Linked DNA regions of Mus musculus: region 1 is linked to region 2. Evidence: chromatin loops called from intact Hi-C (ENCODE). Cell type or tissue: left cerebral cortex. All regions are shown on one strand. Each heading gives the region's core, and the rest is flanking DNA. Links, peaks and the distances in the headings are about the cores only.

What was found. Hi-C counts contacts between places; a loop is a spot of excess contacts. Peaks named below come from ENCODE experiments on the same cell type or tissue, not always from the same donor. Only the 100,000 strongest peaks of a DNase experiment are listed, where the experiment ranks them.
Region 1: it touches region 2 in a loop (3.0-fold over the local background); 7 of 42 quality-filtered maps call a loop at or near these places.

What each region holds. Positions count from the first base shown.
Region 1 is chr10:60,112,044-60,121,217 of GRCm38, forward strand. All of the region lies in intron 1 of Spock2 (sparc/osteonectin, cwcv and kazal-like domains proteoglycan 2), which reads left to right. It overlaps Gm51801 (a long non-coding RNA gene), which reads right to left and starts at 7,933. Exons shown (of 3, transcript XR_003949003.1): 1 at 6,179-7,933; 2 at 1,707-2,232. In left cerebral cortex, for the core only: a CTCF peak has its summit at 3,642; DNase peaks (open chromatin) are centred at 1,674, 2,647, 3,691, 4,200 and 3 more places; H3K4me3 peaks cover 1,261 bases; H3K27ac peaks cover 4,256 bases.
Region 2 is chr10:59,889,191-59,898,364 of GRCm38, forward strand. It overlaps Dnajb12 (DnaJ heat shock protein family (Hsp40) member B12), which reads left to right. Exons shown (of 9, transcript NM_019965.3): 2 at 838-1,018; 3 at 1,650-1,795; 4 at 3,482-3,667; 5 at 3,748-3,827; 6 at 5,041-5,150; 7 at 6,398-6,570; 8 at 7,160-7,311; 9 at 8,301-9,174. The coding sequence ends at 7,281. It overlaps Gm46226 (a long non-coding RNA gene), which reads right to left and starts at 8,572. Exons shown (of 2, transcript XR_001779776.1): 1 at 8,486-8,572; 2 at 4,692-5,395. In left cerebral cortex, for the core only: CTCF peaks have their summits at 3,994 (motif pointing right) and 5,792 (motif pointing right); DNase peaks (open chromatin) are centred at 4,015, 5,802, 7,310 and 7,717; H3K4me3 peaks cover 611 bases; H3K27ac peaks cover 3,978 bases.

The DNA.
Region 1 (9,174 bases), core at 450-8,449, 220 kb after region 2:
TTTCTTCCTTTCTCCTTTTTCTCCTTTCTCCTTTCTTTCCTTTCTTCTTTCTTTCCTTTCTCCTTTCTTTCCTTTCTCCTTTCTCCTCCTTTCTCCTTTCCTTTCCTTTCCTTTCCTTTCCTTTTTCCTTTCCTTTTTCCTTTCCTTTTTCCTTTCCTCTTTCCTTTCCTCTTTCCTTTCCTCTTTCCTTTCCTCTTTCCTTTCCTCTTTCCTTTCCTCTTTCCTTTCCTCTTTCCTTTCCTCTTTCCTTTCCTCTTTCCTTTCCCCTTTCCTTTCCTTTCCTTTCCTTTCCTTTCCTTTCCTTTCCTTTCCTTTCCTTTCCTTTCCTTTCCTTTCCTTTCCTTTCTCCCCTCCCCTCCCCTCTCCTTTCCTTTCAAGGCAGGGTTTCTCTACGAAGCACTAGGCTGGCCTCGAACTCACAGAGACCACCTGCCTTTGACTCCAGAGTTCTGGGCTTACTAGGCACCATGCGTGTGCCTGAAACTGGAGTCACAGCCAGCCATGAGCCCTCATGTAGGTGTGGGACGTGGACCCTAGGTCCTCTGGGGGAGCAGCCAGTGCCCTCTCTCCTGACCCTTTTGCGTCTCTCTTATGTGGATTCTGACCTCATCATACGTGTCTGTCCGAATGACCTCATCTAAACCCAGTCACTTCCTAAGGCTGCCACCACCTAATGCCACCTCACGGTGGGGTTTGGGGCTTCTGTATGTGAGTTTAGGGAGGAGTGGAACCCAGACATACAGCCTGTAACATAGTCTCTCCCCTTCTCTCCCAGGGCCCCTGTGAGTCTCATTAGGGCTGTGGATAGGGAAGACCTAGATACTGAGTTTAGTTACTTTGTGTTTTTGAATATCATATTGTTCAAGGTTGGATCCAAACTCTTCGAAGCTGACCTTGAACTGATCCTCCTGACCTAACCCCCTGAGTGATGGGATTGTTGTGAGTGCTCTTAGGATGCAGAGTTTGAATAGTGTTGTCCTCCAGGTTCTGGGGTGGGCTGGTCTCTGATAGTCCCCCCCCCCTTGCGTATCATCAACCTTCTGCTGCAGGGCCAGCCCCTTTCCTCACTGCTCCTTGGCTGCAGGCTCATTTGGCACTTGTGGGTGCTGCCTCCAGGGGCTCGGATCTCAAGGGCCTGTCTGCTGAAGCAGTTAATGTGTTTGTCACTTTTCTCCCGTGACCTGTGATCATCAGCCTCTCCAGGCAGGATCTGGAAACGGATCACCTCCTGTTGCCCCTGCCCCCAGGACTGCTTGGAGTGTTGTAGGTGCTCCACAGAAATGCTCACACAGTGGAAAGCGACAGTGGGGATGGGTCCCACCCCATCCCACAATCCTCTAAGCACCCCCCTCCTACTTGCCACATATGGCACCATGGGTTTGGGCCACAAAGATGAGGTGAGGAAAGGGCTCTGAACTGGGCTAATTATTCAGGGGTGTCTGTTCCTTTTTCAAAGTGTTGGGAACATAAGGAAAAGGGGTCCCAAGCCGCTTTTATCCTCCAGGCCCCTGAGCCTGTGTATCTAACGCTTGGCTGAAGACAGCTGACCACCTCTCCTGCTGCCTGGCTCTAATGTACTTGTCTGGGACATGGTGAAGAGGCTGGAATTATTCATCCCACCCCCATTCCATTCTCACTTCTTCATTTGAAAAATCTGAGAGAGCAGAACCGCAGGTCCTCACCAGCTCTTAGTCCCCATATCTTACCTATGAAGAAAGGGGTCTTGAAGGCCAGGTGCCTGAGACTCTTGTCTGCTCCTGTGGTCTGTTGTCCTTCCAAGTCTCCTCAGCTCATGGCTGGGGTCTTCCTTAGAGAATGGCATGGCAACCTTGATTCACCTCTGGTGGTTCCATTGGGAAGCCAAGGCCAGAGACGGTTTACAGTAGAGCCCAGACCCTTGGCCTCTCTCTTCTTCTCCACCCACTGTGTATGAATTCTATACACACAGCAGGGACCACTGCTGGTGTAGAATCCAAGGACTGAGTGGGTGGGGGTGGCCCAGATCCTGTTAGAATCACGGGAGGTCATGCTCTGGTCTGGCCCGGCCTTGGCAGGGCGTTGACACGGGCATACCTGAGCCCAGGCCAGGCTCCTGGCATGCAGGGAGCAATGAGAAGCACATTTTTACCCTTGGAGGAAATTCCTGAGAGGGGAAAAGAGGTGGGAGGCGGCAACATCCCCTAGGTACCTGTCTCCATCTGTTTGCCCAGGTCTCACACAGTGGACACAGCCCTGTGAGAGAGAAGTAGGTGTTTTGATGCCCCTGCCCCGCCAGCCCTCTCTTTTGCTGAGGCAGAGGCTGTGCCAGGCAGCCTTACTACTCCCCTCCTAAACCCTTTTTATGGCTGTGGTTGTTTCTTGGGGAAGACAGGAGAAGGCACCCTATAACCACACCCCACTCCTAATTTTGAGCCTTCTCCAGGGGTGAGGGACATTCCTGCACCCATTACGTGTGTTCTGGAATGAGGCGAAATGATTCTCAGATACCAGGCCTCTTGAAGCTTAGGTGAGGCCTGGCCTGCTTACATTTTTAAAGATTTTTTTTTTTTAAAGCTGGGCAGTGTTGGTGCATGCTTTTAATCCCAGCACTCAAGAAGCATAGGAAGTGGGGCTGGAGAGATGGCTCAGCGGTTAAGAGCACTGACTGCTCTTCCGAAGGAATGAGTTCAATTCCCAGCAACCACATGGTGACTCACAACCATCTGTAATGAGATCTGATGCCTATCTTCTGGTGTGTCTGAAGACAGCTATGGTGTACTCATATACATAAAATAAATAGTTAATTCTTTAAAAAGAAGAAGAAGAGGAGGAAGAGGAGGAGGAGGAGGAAGAGGAGGAGGAGGAGGAGGAAGAAGAAGAAGAAGAAGAAGAAGAAGAAGAAGAAGAAGAAGAAGAAGAAGAAAGAGAAGAAGAAGAAGAAGAAAGAGAAGAAAGAGAAGAAGAAGAAGAGAAGAGGAAAATCAGATCTCTGTGATTTCGAGGCCAGCTTGGTCGACAGAGCAAGTTCGAGAACAGGCAGGGCTACACAGAAAAAGCCAGTCTTGAAAAACCAAAACCTCAGTCTTGAAAAACCAAAACTTAAGAGATTCTTGATCTATTAAGAAAAGGGGGGGGGCAGAAAATGGGGGGAAGATGCCCTAAGAAAATTACAGAGTCTCATGATGAACCCGTGCGAATGAGCTGTGACAGTCAGTCTCCTCAGGGAGAGACAGTGGGGAAGTCGGAATCTGTGGCCACTGAAACCACCCTGTGCCCATGCTGTCAGCTGCCTGGGTTTTATGGTCCTTGTTAAGTCCCACCTTCCCAGTGTCCCTCCATCTTGGCTCTGAGCATTGCAGAGAGACCTGTCTTAACAAATAAGAAAGCAGGGTCTGTCCAGGGCAGGTGACTCTTGCCTGGCATCCAGTGGTAAGGCCAAGCAGGAACCCAGTACGCTGACTCCACACTGGGCATCTGGGTGAGAGGTTGCTTCCCTCAGCACACTGCTGCAGAGAGAGGGTGGGCCAGTGATTCTCCGCTGGGTTCCCTGTCCCCTCCTCCTCTGTCCCCAACCAGCGGAAACGATTGGGTTAACTCAAGCTGTGAAGTGAGCTGGCGATTTGGGTGCTAATTAAAACGACAGGAAGTAAACAGCCTCCAAAATACCCAGCATGCGCCCCCTAAACCCACTAGGCCTGCGCACTTCATCTTTTCCCCCCAGCTTGGCGCAGTGGGCCTGTCTCCATGGCAACTGAGCCGAGCTGCAGAGATCAAAGCAGGAGATGGGTTAGCTCCAAACCTGCAGAACCGGGGCGGGTGAGGGATTTCTGGAAAGAGCCTGGAGAAGGAAGCCCCCCAGAAATCTCCCCCTCCCTTCCAATGCCAGTCTCCTTACCCCCTCCCTGAAGCATGCTGGCACGGCAGGAGAGACTACCATGGCCTGGTGGTTGGACTTCCTGGTTTCACTTGACCTAGGTCTTTATCAGTTAACATTTATGGTGTGCTAGTTTGGGAGCCACTGTTCTGCCATGCAGTTGCTGTGAGGTCCTCTATAAGTCACGTAACATCCCTGAGCTTCAGTTGAGAGACAGTTAATATAGCAACAGTTAAGTTTCTCTTAGGGCTTCTGTGAAGAGTAAGTAAACAAGGCAGGAGTAGAAAGAGCTTAGCGTAGCTTCCCCAGCGGTACTTGCTGTGAAGACGTAGCTGTTGTTACTAGCGTTATTACTGTTTACTGGGTGCTGGGCAGGGAAGTTGAACTTTATATGGTGTCTTCCCTTAAGGAATTGGATGTGTAAATAAGGCAGAGGGAAGCATAAACCTTACATGGCTGGATGTCACCAGAGCAACGCTAGACTCTCCAAGGTAGGCTAAGCAGGTGAGGGCGGGGTTGGAAAGGAGCTGGGTTGTGACAGACAACTGAGGTCTGGGGTCAGATGTGGATACATGTGCAGAGCGGAGAAGGCAGCTGTGCAAAGCCATGGCCTACTGAGAGACCCCTGGGTGGACAGTGGACGCAGTGGCCAGACACAGATGAAAAGATGAACCTTCTTCTGGAGGTGTTGGGGAACCAGGGAAGGGTTTCTAAATGTAACATTTATAGTGATCCCCTCCTTTCCTATAAAAGCAATAGGTGTTCATTGTAGAAAATTTTGAAGATGGAGGAAGGGAGGAAAAAAAGATGCTAAATGCTCTCTGCATCCCTGCCCTGCAGAGGAAACATCTTGTTAACGCTCTGATAGAAATAATTTCTCTCTTAGTCTGTCTGTCTGTCTGTGAATGCAAGCTGCTCTGGTAGTAAATAGGACACATATTTAAGAAGCCACTCGCCATCTACCCTGGGGAGGGTGAATGCAAAGCCAAGACAGGGCTCTACAGGGGTTTCAGCTCAACTGTCTTGAGGTGGGGACTGGAGAGGGTGGTTGGGGAGGTGGGGAAGGAAGGAAGGTCATGGAGAGGGCAGCGTGGCATTCTAATGTATGCGAGGTGAGCTCTAGCCTACTGGCCTCACTATAGCTGTCCAGAGCTTAACCGGAACCAACACATGTGAGCCCAGCGGTCCCTAATTGTACTTGGGCATTGGGAGACTTACACAGTTTCTCCCTCCTATGACCCTGGGCCCACGTGGCCCAGGGGAAGGATCCTAGCTGTTGTTGTATGAGAGGCCTTTGAAGGACAGTCTCCTGGCCTGCAGCCTTCCCTCACTGTGGCTCTCTTCACACCCAGGGAATGGCAGTGCCAGGCCTGGCTCTTATCTTCTGCCCAGTTGTTCTCTCTCCCTACACCTCTAAAAATGAAATTTCTCACTTTTAATGGTGTTACTGCAAAATACTTGGAGAGAATTTATTTCCTATTTATTCCTTTCAAGAGACAGGGTCTCCTGTGTTCCAGGGTGGCCTTGAGCTCACTAGCTGGAGAGAACCTGGGACTTTGGATCCTCCTGCTTCTACCTTTGGAATGCTGGAGTTATAAGAGAACTACCACACGCAGTTTCTGTGCTCCTGGGGCTGGAATTTGGGGCTTCCTGCATGCTGGGTTAGCACTCTACCTACCTCTAACCCCTGCCTGGGAAGTTACTTTAAAACCCTGTTCCTGACAAGGACAGTGCATTCATGCATTCCAGAAGTTTTCCTCACTTGTCTGTTTTGTGAGCCTTCCTTGAACTAGCCAGGGGAGATGGGTGTGACCTTCTCTCAGGCTAGAACTCTGGGTACCCACTCTTCTACCATCTGCTCTGGCTCCTGCTCCAGAGCACGAGAGAAAGCCCCCCAAGCCCCGTTAGGTGGGGATGAATCATAGCAGAACTATAGGGCATCCTCTTTCCCAACAAGACCCAGGTACCCAGGTCTGATTATTTCTCACAGCCGCTAATAAGGCCACTTGGGTGCCATAAATAGACATACTGCAGGAAGGATGTATTTCCCAGTCAACCACAGTCCCCTTCATCAGCTTGAAGATGGTACTGGCTCCCGGCTGACCTCAGCATCCCCCCCCCTCCCCGTTCTACCCCAAAATGACTATTCCCATGATGCCTGCAAGATGCCCTGTCACCACTCCCTGTGACCCCTCTGGGGAGCCATTAGTCTCACATTCCCACGGGACTCTGCTTCCCAGCAATGACCCCTCTTTCCCCAGCTTCCAAAGATACTTCACCTTTCATCTCTTGCCTCCCCACCCTCCCCACCCCCGTTTTCCTCACCTGAATCTGAGTCTCTTGTTGATATAACAGCATCAATGTGGAGCATGTTCCTTTGAGGGAGGCCAAGTGAGAGGTGACTGAGCTTCAGAGGCCAGGAATGTGCCTGAGGCACTAACGAGGGGAGGGGACGGGGACTACTCTGGGACCCTGGGACCCAGGGTAGCTGCAGGGCCTCCTGTCCTCACCCTCTGGCTGACTGCTTCCAGCCTCCCAGAGGGAGGGGCTGGGTTGCAAGGGATTATGAACCAGGCATCCCTCCAGAGCCTCGCCAACTGTGCAGTGGGGTCACAGGGCTTAGCTGGATTCTCGAATGGTACTCCTCTTCAGAAAGATCTCCTCTGCCTCCTAAGGCAGCACGGAGACACCCCCCCTGGGGTGTGTGTGGATGGATTCTTAAAAGCCCTCCCCACCATCACTTGAGTTCCTAATCAGACATTCTCGGCCTTAAGCTTTAAGGAGCCACTTTGTACTGAGTTCCAAGGACTCTACAGTGGGTTGTGACTGAAGTCTGTGAGTGGACTCCAAAGCCCTCAGCAGGTGCTTCCGAGTGGCAGGATCATAGAGGATTCTAGATCACCTCGGGTCCGGCCCACTCCACTGTTTTAGCAGGTGGCTGTTGAGGACACAGATCTTGATGGTCAAAGACGGCTGCTCCCCAAACACCAGACAATCACAAGATCCTCTGTCCTTGAAATGGGGTCAATATGGAGCCTGGAATTGGATAGCCTCCTGCCTCAGTTCCTTACTGCTGGAATTGTAGGCGTGCAACCCCATGCTTTTTCTCTTCCACTTTACAACCATACCACCCCCTCTTCCCAAGGGGAAAAAAATAGGAGCAGCAGGAGACAGTCCCTGAAAAAGGCTGGTACCTACTTCCACACCAGTCTGGTCATCTTGGCTGGCCTCAGCTATTTGGCCATTCTCAGCTTATTTCCCATCTTCGGGAAAGGAGGCTCTGGGCGGACAAGCCCTGCACCGAGATGCTGTTGAAGAAGGGGCTAGGACTGAGCTGTCATCCTTTGCCTGCTCCCACAAAAAGCCAAGTGGGGGTGGGGGTGGGGTGGGGAGTGGCACTCATGGCTTCCAGAGCAAGCCCTGAGCATTTGGGCCCTGTTGACCTTTCTCCTGTCTGATCCTGAGCCCAAGGCCTGGGAGACACTTGGCTCCTTGGGCATCCTGTGGTGCCCAAGGTGAGGAGAGCCAAGGGTTAGGGGGAAAGGCCAGATGGGAGAGATAGAGAGGCAGGCAGAGGCATGGGAAGAGCCATGCCGTCCGTCCGTCCATCGGTCTGTCCCTCCCTCCCTCCCTCCCTCCCTCCCTCCCTCCCTCCCAGGGAGCCTGTTTCTCTCTGGCCCCTCCCTCCTCTCCCACCCATCTCTGAATACCTTCCCTATCTATGGAAGAGGCAGGAAGGCTGCACGGAGCAAGTGAGAAACCTGGAGGCTGCTCACAGAAATGGGGTCTGCTGCTTCATTTCTGGATGCAAACCATCTGGCACTGGCGGATGGCCTTAGGTGGCCCCATGTTCATGCGCTCCACATCTGTATGCTTATGTGCATATCCATAGAATCGAGGAGGATGAATGTGCACACGCCTGTACACACACACACACACACACACACACACACACACACACACACACTATGTGCTCTCATAGGGGTACATGTATACACCTAGGTAGGCCTGAATGAATGGCCCAGTTTTACTTTGACCATTGCCTGCCTGGCTCTGCCCTTTAGCTTTCATACTCACTCCCCTGGTACCTGTCAGTTTCCAGAAGTGGTTTCCAAAGCCCTTGTGGGCATCTCTTCACTGCGTGCCCTTGTTGTCTGATAGCAGAGCCCCCATGCCCTCTTCTCCTGGGCATAACAGCTAAATGCCAGGTCTATACCACCCCCACTCCTGCACATCTCTGACTGGGATATGGCAAAGACTAGGATGGGTTTGGTTGCAGGTAGCCATATGTAGTCTCTCCTCAGTGTCCCGTGCAGAGAAAGCTGGTGGTTGGTTCTCGGGTATTGTTATCCTCCAGAGTCCAGAAGCTGCTCCTACCTGTCTGGCAAGGTTTCCTTCAGACACCCTGGAAGCTGTCTGATGGCCTTCAACAACCATCCCCACCTCAAAGGGCAGAGGGAGGAGGCAAAGAGCATTGGCTCGTCTGTGCAAGGGAGGAGGGGCTGTGGGAAGCTTTTCTTCTTCCGGTCAGGCTTGGGGTGCATCGGCCAAGCGATGAAACAAAGTGGGAAGGTCTCCCTGGGCCTCGGGTCCCAGAGATCCTGTGAGGTAGTGGGAAGAGAGGGCTGTCCAGGGCACCAGAGACCTGCTTCAGTGAAGGTGGGATCTGAATCACGTAATGGCACATCTCTGACTGTTTTGGTTTCTTCTGCCTGTGACGGGCTGGCTCATGTGACCTGGAAGGACCTTTCAGGTTCCCTGGACCATGATAATCAGGAAAGCCATCACCATAGTCACTATACCCTCCTACCCCCAGTGGGCACCACCATCTGAGCTCTGTCGGAAGGAAGGAACCCTGAGTAGAAACCAGCTTCCCTACAACTCTTCCTCGCACCTCCCTCACAGGGTGGGCAGGTGACGGCAGGGTGCTTGCCAAAGAAGAGGCTGCAGCAGGAGGAGAACTGGGTGCTGTTTCCCAGATACCCTGGGCAGAGGCACAAGAAATAGCATTTCCAGGCAGTGCAGCTCCCTCAGACATCTGCCTTGGTAGTAGGGCCAGGGCTGGGCTGGGGTTTGTTGTCCTTTCAAAACCGTGGGACTCACCTTCCAGCCTCCAGAGAGTGCTGTTTTTGTGTGTATGTGCAGAAGACACGGGATTACCAGCCTCCAATTGGTGTTGCTTGGGGGGGGGGGGTGTCCTCTAGACTTATTACAATCAGAGTGGACCAGGGATGTCCCAGGCATATGGTCTGAGAGTGGGCCTCACAGCCAAGTCTGTCTTTCTTCTTCTCTCCTCTGCTCGTTTCCTGTGGATTCCATGG
Region 2 (9,174 bases), core at 401-8,400:
TAAACTGCTGGGTTCATTAGTCAAACTCGTGGGGGGCGGGGGGTACACTCTTACTGTGTATCCCTGGCTGGCCTGGATGGGATTAAAGGCATGTGCCACCATGCTCGGTTGTGTGTGCTCGCCCCCCTCCCCTCTCCTTCTCTTCCTCCCTCCCTCTCTTCTACCATTTGGAATCTGGGAGTCAGGCTCATTTTCCTGTGGAGCCATCTCCCCAGGGCCTCCTGTGGTGCTTTGTGGTGCAGGGTGAGGAGACAGTTATTGCAGTCTCTAGCCTGTAGACTGGGCTGGCCCAGGACGGCTGTGTTCACCCTGTGTTCACCGGGCTAGCCTGAAACTTAGGTTCCTTTGCTTCCAGGGTACTTGAGTCAGAGGCGCACACCACCATCCCCAGTTCCTCTTTTGCAGTTTGTTTGTTGAGGCAGGAGCTCTCACACTCCCCCGTGGAGTAGAGGGACACCTGAGAGCCAGGTTTTTAAGAACTGAGGCTAAGGTGCGTGTCACCATGGCACTTTATGTAGTGGTGCTGGCTCCCGGCACGTTAGCAAACACTGCCAAGTGCTTTTCCCTATAACTTGTTAAGAAAGAAAATGAATGCATATATAAATAAGCAGAGTATCTGAAAGGAAGGAAACCAGTTACTTCAGTTTCATGAATTTGTGAGTTTGATAATGAAATTAATATTGCTTATATTTTAAAAGCTATAATCTTCCTATTCCTGTTCCTAAAAGAACAGGCCGAAGTTGAGAGGGCAGCAGCCGTGCTGGAAGGGTGGAGAGTGGGGTACCAGGGCCGTGGGCATGGCAGGCAGACCCCTCAGTGGCTTCTTTTACCTTGCAGCACTGATCGAGTCCCTCAACCAAAAACCACAGTCCACCGGTGATCACCCTCAACCCACAGACACTACCCATACCACCACCAAGAAGGCAGGCGGGACCGAAACCCCCTCAGCCAACGGCGAGGCAGGAGGAGGGGAGAGCGCCAAGGGCTATACCTCAGAGCAGGTGGCAGCTGTGAAAAGGTAGGGACCGTGGGGGGGATAGGATGGGGGTGGGGGGTGTCAGGGAAGCCTCTCACTTCATCCAGTGGACTCAAAGGGTCTTGGAAGTTGGAGGAGGTCCAGCTTCATTTCCCACAGGGTGGGAGCCAGGGCCTCACTGCCCACCCCCACAACTGCTGACACTGCAGACTGGAGACCTTGCGGACCGACCCAGGCCTTCCTCTGCCCTTGGCCACCAGCCCTAGGCCTCCCACAACTCTGTTTGTCACACAAAGACTCTGCCATCTTGCCTTCCAGATTCTACCCCCACCCCACCCCCACCCCCAACAAAGACCTTTTCAGACCAGAGCCTGTGGCCAAGAGGCAGAGGCAGAGCTGTGTCACCACCGGGGCATGGGGGGCGGGGGGGAATTCAGCCCTGCAGAGTGAGGCTTTCCCAGGCTTGTGTCACCATCTAGGACCACTCCAGACTAGACCCTCCCAGCCGTTCTTTCTCCCACCAGTTAGCCTCACAATCCTTCTGAGGTCAAGCCTCCTGGCAAGCCAGCCATCGTGTCCTGAGTAGTCATGGTGTCTCCTGCAGGCCCTGCCCTGAGCTGCATGCCTCACACCTCCCCTCAGGCCCCCTGTCACACTCTTCTCCCTATTCCAGGGTCAAGCAGTGTAAAGATTACTATGAGATCCTTGGGGTAAGCAGAAGTGCCTCAGATGAGGACCTAAAGAAGGCCTACCGCAAGCTGGCCCTCAAGTTCCATCCAGACAAGAACCATGCGCCTGGGGCCACTGAAGCTTTCAAAGGTAAGGCAGCCCTGGGCTGTTTGAGGTTTTGTTTGTTAGTTTGTATCCCTATGTAGACTGAGCTGGCCTAGAACTCAGAGATCCCTCTGCCTTCAAATACTGGGATTAAAGGTGTATACCACTATGTCCAGACAGCTTAGTGTTTTTATTCCTGTCTTAAAATACAGGGTCAAGCCTGGGCAGTGGTGGTGTACACCTTTAATCCCAGCACTTGGGAGGCAGAGGCAGGCGAATTTCTGAGTTCGAGGCCAACCTGGTCTACAGAGTGAGTTCCAGGACAGCCAGGGCTATACAGAGAAACTCTTGTCTTGAAAAAACAAAAAAGAAAAGTCTTTAAAAGAAGAAGAAAAAAAAATTCAGGGCCGAGGCAGCTTACTCAGGAAGTGGGGCTAGACGAATGTGGTCTGTAGTGTAATTGTACAAGACCTGTTCCCTGAGCCACCCCTAGCCATATAAACTAGCAGCTCTCACACAGTGCCCCTGCCTCCTCCTCATTTTCCGGCTTACAGTAGAGGAGCCAGAGGCGTTCCAGTGGCTTCTCCAGGGTCAGCAGCACCTAGGCCATGAGCAGACTCTTGACAACAGTCCCTGTACCGAGGGGCAGGGCACCGCATACCAGGAGGGCGCCTTCAGAACAGGCTACCAGCTTCCTATTTCCCACAGCCCACCTCAGGCCTGTACTAGGGACAGAGAGACTTGTGATCATACAGCCCCTTGATCTGTGCCGTGAATGTGTCACCTCTGGCCAGAATCCTAAGTCATTCTTTATGCGTTTAGAGCTCCATCTTCCCTCTCCCTGGTACTCATGTGCACTGGCTCCATGCCTGCCCTCTGGTGCTGGGCCTTGCGTTTTCTTGGTCCCTGGGTACTGGTCCCTCTGGAGAGTAGCGTAGTGACTGGGAGCCGTGTTGTGCAGTACTGAGTATTAGCCTGTGGCAAAGTGGAGAGGCCTTGTGAGATGGGGAAAGAAGATTCCATCCTCCCTCCCAGGGGCTCCCAGCTCTGAAACTAGTCTGCAGCCCACTGCTGTGAGCGAGGGGAGCGTAGGGGATGCAAGCCCTGGGAGGCTGTAGCTCTCTGCCCTGGGAGCTCTGGTGAGGAGGCCCCAGCGCCAGATAGAAAACAGCAGCTGAGGCCTGGGCCCTGGGGGCAGCAGACTCATCCTGGCCACACAGCAGACACACGGGTGTCTCCACCAAAAACCGGGGGGTGGGGGTGGGGTTGTGTCTTCCCCGCAGTGTCTGCCGCACTCCCGTTTACAACCAGGACCTCGTGGGTCGCACCATGACTGCAGGATTATATTACACTGTCTCCTTGGCACCCCACAAGATGAGCGTGTGCAAGGGGCATTTCTGTACCATCAGTGGCAGAGCTTGAGCAGGACACACCTGAAGCAGGTGTATAGGCTCATGCCCACAACCCCAGTGCAGAGGCAGGAGGATAAAGAATGGAAGGCAACCTGGGCAAGTTCCTGGACCATTCTGGCAGTTTCAGTTTAGGAGATGTAGCAGGGACCCTGACTCAAAAAAGGAAAGAGCATCCTCACAGCCCCGACTTTAGCCTTGCCTAGAGGTGCTCTGGATTGCCTGCCCAACAGGCAAACCCTCTACCCCTAAGACCCCACTTCCGCTGAGACCTGAAAGAAGCGAGCTCTTGGCTGTGCTAAGGCTGTTTCTCCCCTTGCAGCCATTGGCACAGCGTATGCCGTACTCAGCAACCCAGAGAAAAGGAAACAGTACGACCAGTTTGGTGATGACAAGAGCCAGGCTGCCCGGCACGGCCACAGCCACGGGGACTTCCACCGAGGCTTTGAGGCTGACATCTCCCCAGAAGACCTCTTTAACATGTTCTTTGGTGGCGGCTTTCCTTCCAGTAAGTCCACAGCCAGTTCTCCTTAGCGGTGGTTCTGGGGTCTGACTGCTGCAGCCCCTGACTCTATCTCCATGTTTCAGGTAACGTTCATGTCTACAGCAATGGCCGAATGCGGTACACCTACCAGCAGAGGCAAGACCGCAGAGACAACCAGGGTGATGTGAGTTGCCAGAGGCTGAGTAACACTCCAGCCCCCCACCCCATTCCACCCCCCAGGGCATGGGCCCCAGAGGAGGAGGGAGTCTTGATCCACTTAAGACCCCCCCAGCATTCTTAGGCCAAGTAGCCATCTTTGCTCCTTCCCAGTGCCATTCTGCCTAGGGACACCAGAGGGAGCCACACTCCGTGTTGCGTGATGCTTTGGCTTCTGTTGGGGGCATAAAACAAAGCCTCACCTCCAGGCAACGCATAGTGGGAACAGCTTCTATGGAGTCTATTTGTTCTTAAGACTGACGTAACATTTTCTGAGTGATGGAAAGTTAAAACATGATGAGAGGAAGAAAGAGGACCGTGTGGGTATTCAGCCTTCTAGGAGAGTGAGGAAAAGCTGTATAGCCAGGCAGTGTGCTTCAGACACATTTGGGATGCCACGGATCAACACAGCCAGTGAAGAGCATTGAACAGGGGGACACGTCCTTACGCATGCCTGCCCTTTTTCCTCCTTCTCCCTCCCTCCCTCCCTCTCTTCTATTCTTTTTCTTCCCCTTCCTCCTTTCTTCCTCTCTGTCTCCTTGGATTTACCCTGCAGTTGAAAACAACCTTGAAGCCCTACTTCCACCTTCCAAATACTGGGATTATGCCTCATCGACCTAGCATAACGCCCAGCACATCCGTTTTGTTAGGGGTGGGTTTGGCTTTGGATTTTGAGGCGCGGTCTCACTGTATAGCTCTGGCTGGCCTAGAACTTGCTGTACAGACTAGCTGGTCTGGAACTGCAACTCCCAACCCTTCTCCCGTCCCTGCCTCCTGAGTGCTGGGATTAGTGTATCTTTACATCTAACGTACAGAAGAGTTTAAAGTCAGATTCATGTGTAATGCCTTTATTTCTGGCTGTCCTGTCTTTGTTCTAAGAATCACACCCAAGGCCTTGTGGGTACTAGAACAGTTCCATGCCACAGACTGCATCCCAGCCCTTTAATTAGATGCTTTGCTGTCTGCAGAACATTTGTGTGGCTCAGAATTCAGAAAGCTGTGGATGGTGAGGGTCTGTGTCCCCGGCCTGCCACTTGCTCTCACACTCACACGTGTGCTCCAAAGCGGTTGCTTTGTCCTCTGGGAAAGCTGTCAGAGGGAAGGGAGGAGAGGGGGCTGTCCCAGGCAGGCGACACGACACTGTTCAGGGCTGTGACCACTGCTCTTGCTCTTCCCCTCAGGGCGGGCTAGGAGTGTTCGTGCAGCTGATGCCCATCCTCATCCTCATCCTCGTGTCTGCGCTCAGCCAGCTCATGGTGTCCAGTCCTCCCTACAGCCTGAGCCCGAGACCGTGAGTGCACGCCCCGGGCAGGGCCGGGCTGGGCCCCTCGCCATCTTGCATACCGTCCCCGGGCCGGGCCCCTTAGACTTTTGAGGATCATAGGCCTCGCAGAGAATGCAGACGAAGCTCCAGCCCTTTCCTTAAGGCAGCACACATGCACTGTCCTACGCGATTTCAGAAGCGTGACTCCCCGCCACTGTCCCCACCTTTGCTGACGCTGAGATGTCCTCTGCTCTTGAAGTCTGTTTGAAGCCCTAAGAAAGAAAGAACAGGGTATAGTCAATCGGGGGAGGGTGGCTTTGCGCCCCAGCTTCTGCATTGAGAGCCCTAACTCCACATAAGTTATGTAACCTCAGGTCCCTGGTCTGTAAAATGGGAACAATAGCATCCACCTGCTAGTAAGAGTTACTAAGTAACCCGTGTAAGGAGAGGTATCCAGCTCAGGGAAGTGCTCAGCAGTGTTTGTTGAGTGGTTGCCAAGCTCAGCTGCCAGTGGTTGATTCCAGGGAGTTAGTTGACCCTCTAAGATATCAGGGCCTCTCTTTTCCCAGGACCTGGAGCAGCAGGTTCTAGCTTCTGCTGGTGCAAGCCCTGAGCTCCAATCCCTTGGCCTGCCGCTGCCTGAGGACCCAGCAGGCTCCCTCGGCCAGCAGGGGGCAGAGTTGGTCTCTGCTGCCACAGCTGCCCTGCTTGCCTAGAGCCAGATGTAACCGCTCTCCAGCTAGAGATAGAGAATGCACTTTGGGGAGCTGCCTCCCTGGAGCAGGGACTCCTGTTGGGAGGTGTGGCTCCTGCTGCCCACAGGTCTTGTGCCCACGTATGCTTCCTGACATTTTGTGCCTTTTTGGATTTTCTCTTCTTGTGGGGTTGGGAATGAACTACTAACTCATGCTAATGTGCCATGCTGTTAGAGACACAGCTCTGTCCTCTTGTTTTGACCCGAGGCTCATTACTTTAGGCCGGCCCTCAGCATCTAGGAGCTTTGAGGCATGGAAGGCAGAGCCCACACCCTTGGCAAGACCAGCTTCCCAGACCAGAGCTTCTCTCCCCATCTGCCCGGTTCCCCTCAGAGCCCTGAAAAGGAGGGCGTGACATAGACTGAGCTATTCCTGCACTGGGGTGCTCTGCCTTTGCTGCAGACCTTCATTTTGGGGAGCCAGTGAGTTCCCGCTGCAGTGCAGAAGGGATCCAGCTCTTCCTGTGGCCTGGGTGGCACTTCCAGCTGCCCACTCTGTGCCTGGTGTGTTTCTGGTCAGGTCAGTGGGCCACATCCACAAGCGAGTCACTGACCACCTGAACGTCGCCTACTACGTGGCAGACACCTTCTCCGAAGAGTACACGGGCTCCAGCCTCAAAACAGTGGAACGGAATGTAGAGGATGACTACATCGCCAACCTGCGCAACAACTGCTGGAAGGAGAAGCAGCAGAGTGAGTGTCTCGTGTGTGCGTGTGTGTGTGTGTGTGTGTGTGTGTGTGTGTGCGTGTGGGCACGCACGCATCAATATGTGTGTGCATGCATATGTATGCATTGATGTGTGTATGTGTATGTACTCATGCATGTGTGTGTATGTCATGCAAATGGGTACATTAAGTGTGTGTGTGTGTGTGTGTGTGTGTGTGTGTGTGTGTGTGTGCTGAGAACAGAAAAACCCTTCTTTGGTTCTTCGTGGACCAAAGAAGTGCCCTGTGCAGTCATCTCCCTGCCAAGATCTGAACTCCACTCCTGGAGTTCCCCTAAGCTGCAAACCATTTGATGGTTTCGTTAAGGTCCTCATGTGTCACTAGTGCCTATCATTAAGGTTGCTAGAGATGAATGTATTAGAGACAGATTGCAAACCCCTAGCCACCCACTGGTTGTGTACCCAGTCTGTCTGGGACCATAGTCCTGACTTCCTGTTCCATCCTGGGAAGCCAATTCTGCCCCAACCCCTGGTCCTGTCTTCCTGTTTCCCCATGGACTCAGGCAGGTAAATGCCACAAAGTCCTGGGGCTCTGACCTCACCCTGTTTCTTTGCAGAGGAAGGCTTGCTGTACCGAGCCCGCTACTTTGGTGACACAGACATGTACCACAGAGCACAGAAGATGGGCACCCCGAGTTGCAATCGGCTGTCAGAGGTGCAGGCCTCCCTGCATGGATAGTTCTGGGCCAGCCACACCACCCAGGTCCAAGTATGAGCCAGGACTGCTTCTTTGCTGCAACTCCTGGCAGCCTTGGCCTTGGTCATGGGCAGAGGATGGAGGGAGGGAACCTGGTGATGATGGCAGAGACTCACCATCCTCACACTTCCAACCTCCAGAGACGAGGCAGTTCTGGGCACCTCCCCCAGCCCCATTGACCCCGTTGTCCCCTCCCCAGGGCTGCAAGGATTCGGGGGCAGAAGCCAGGCAGAGTGAGGACCTGTGCTTCCTCGACTACTCCAGTAATCAAACCACCTCAGCCCTTTCCCAAGCCTGGCTTTTGTTGCCTGTGCGTTCACACGTAACTGGGTCACCCACAGTCACCCACGGAAGTCAGAAAAACCCATGGGGAGTTAAGTGGGCAGGAGAGCATCCTTCTCTCTCCACCCAGGAAGGAGGAAATGGAGCAAGATGCCCAGTTCCATCAGCAGGCAGGAGGGGTCTGTGGGCCCTGACCACTCCCTCTCTGGTGGGACCTGAGGCCCTCACTCCAGTGCTCCAAACCTGGGAGCCAGGAAACCACGGGCATCCGGCCCCGCCCAGGCATCTCCCCTGTGGTCTTGAAGAAGGGAACAAAAAGTCACAAGTTCAGGGTCAAAAGAAGCTACTGAGCACAGGAGAGGTGGGGAAAAGTGAAAGTTGCTATTAACAGGCACCCCACCCCCTCCACCCCTTCCCTTGTATGTGGGTAATGGGCTTGGTGCCCAGTGCCCAGAGCAGGGAGCCTGGCTCAAGCCTAAAGGAGTGTGGGCAGAGCCAGAAGTTCTTTGCACTGGTACCCTGTCCTCCCCCTCCTCTGCCTGTGTCTCCTGTCACAGAGCCATTCACAGACTGTTTCAAGACCACTCGATAGCTAGTGTCAGCTCTGGGGCAGTGGTTGTACTGCAGAGGGATCGACCAGGGCCAGCTGCTGGGCTGTGGGGCTAAGCTGGAGGTGCCTGCCACAACCGCTCACCTAACTCTTTCCCTCTCCTCCCCAGACTATGAAATCCCTGGAGAATTTTTGGTGACACACACTGAGCCAGCCACAGTGATGGACTGTATATTTAAGGAAAGACATACACAGAAAAAATTTAAATGGAACTGGAAGCCAAACACCGCACAGCCATCCTCTCTCAGACAGTGAATGCAGAAAGCTCTTAGGACAGACAGACAGACAGCCTACCTCGGGCTGCTTCCTCCTCTCCCAGGGCAGGCAAGAAGCTCCGCATCACTGGCTCCTAGGATACCGAAACCATGGCAACGAAAGTAGAATGTAAAACTTGCAGCAAATGTCTGTGGGGAAGGACTGGGGGAGGGGACACCCCACTGTGTCTCCTCCCTCCTCCCTGAGCTGCCACCAGTCACTCAAGGAGAAATCAGGCTGAGGCATGGGCCAAGGAACAGAGAGGAGAGAATTCCAGAGAACGTAACTTAGAAATGCGTATGTATGTATATATATATCTATTTATATGTAAATAGACATATATAAAGATATATATATATATATAAAGTCTTTTAAAACTATTCAGGGATTCAATTAAGATGTTCAGCTGACTTGCTCCATAATTTAGAAAACGGGGCCTGTTTGGGAAGGCAGCCTGGTTTTCACAAGCTAGACAGTAGCCGTAGCCGACAGCATACGGAAAGTCAAATCAGATATTAGTGTCGCCCTTAGCCCCAGCCTGACTGATGGCAGCAGTAATCATGGTGGTATAAATCCATAGAAAACTTGCAAAGGTCTCCAGGCTTATGGTTAAGGTAGGGGAAGAGCCTGGGGCAGGGAATGGTGCCCCTGGAGATAGCTGCTCAGTATTGGGCTACAGCAGAGATCCCAGACAAAGCCCTCTGGGATGGGGCCAGCTCCTCAAGCTG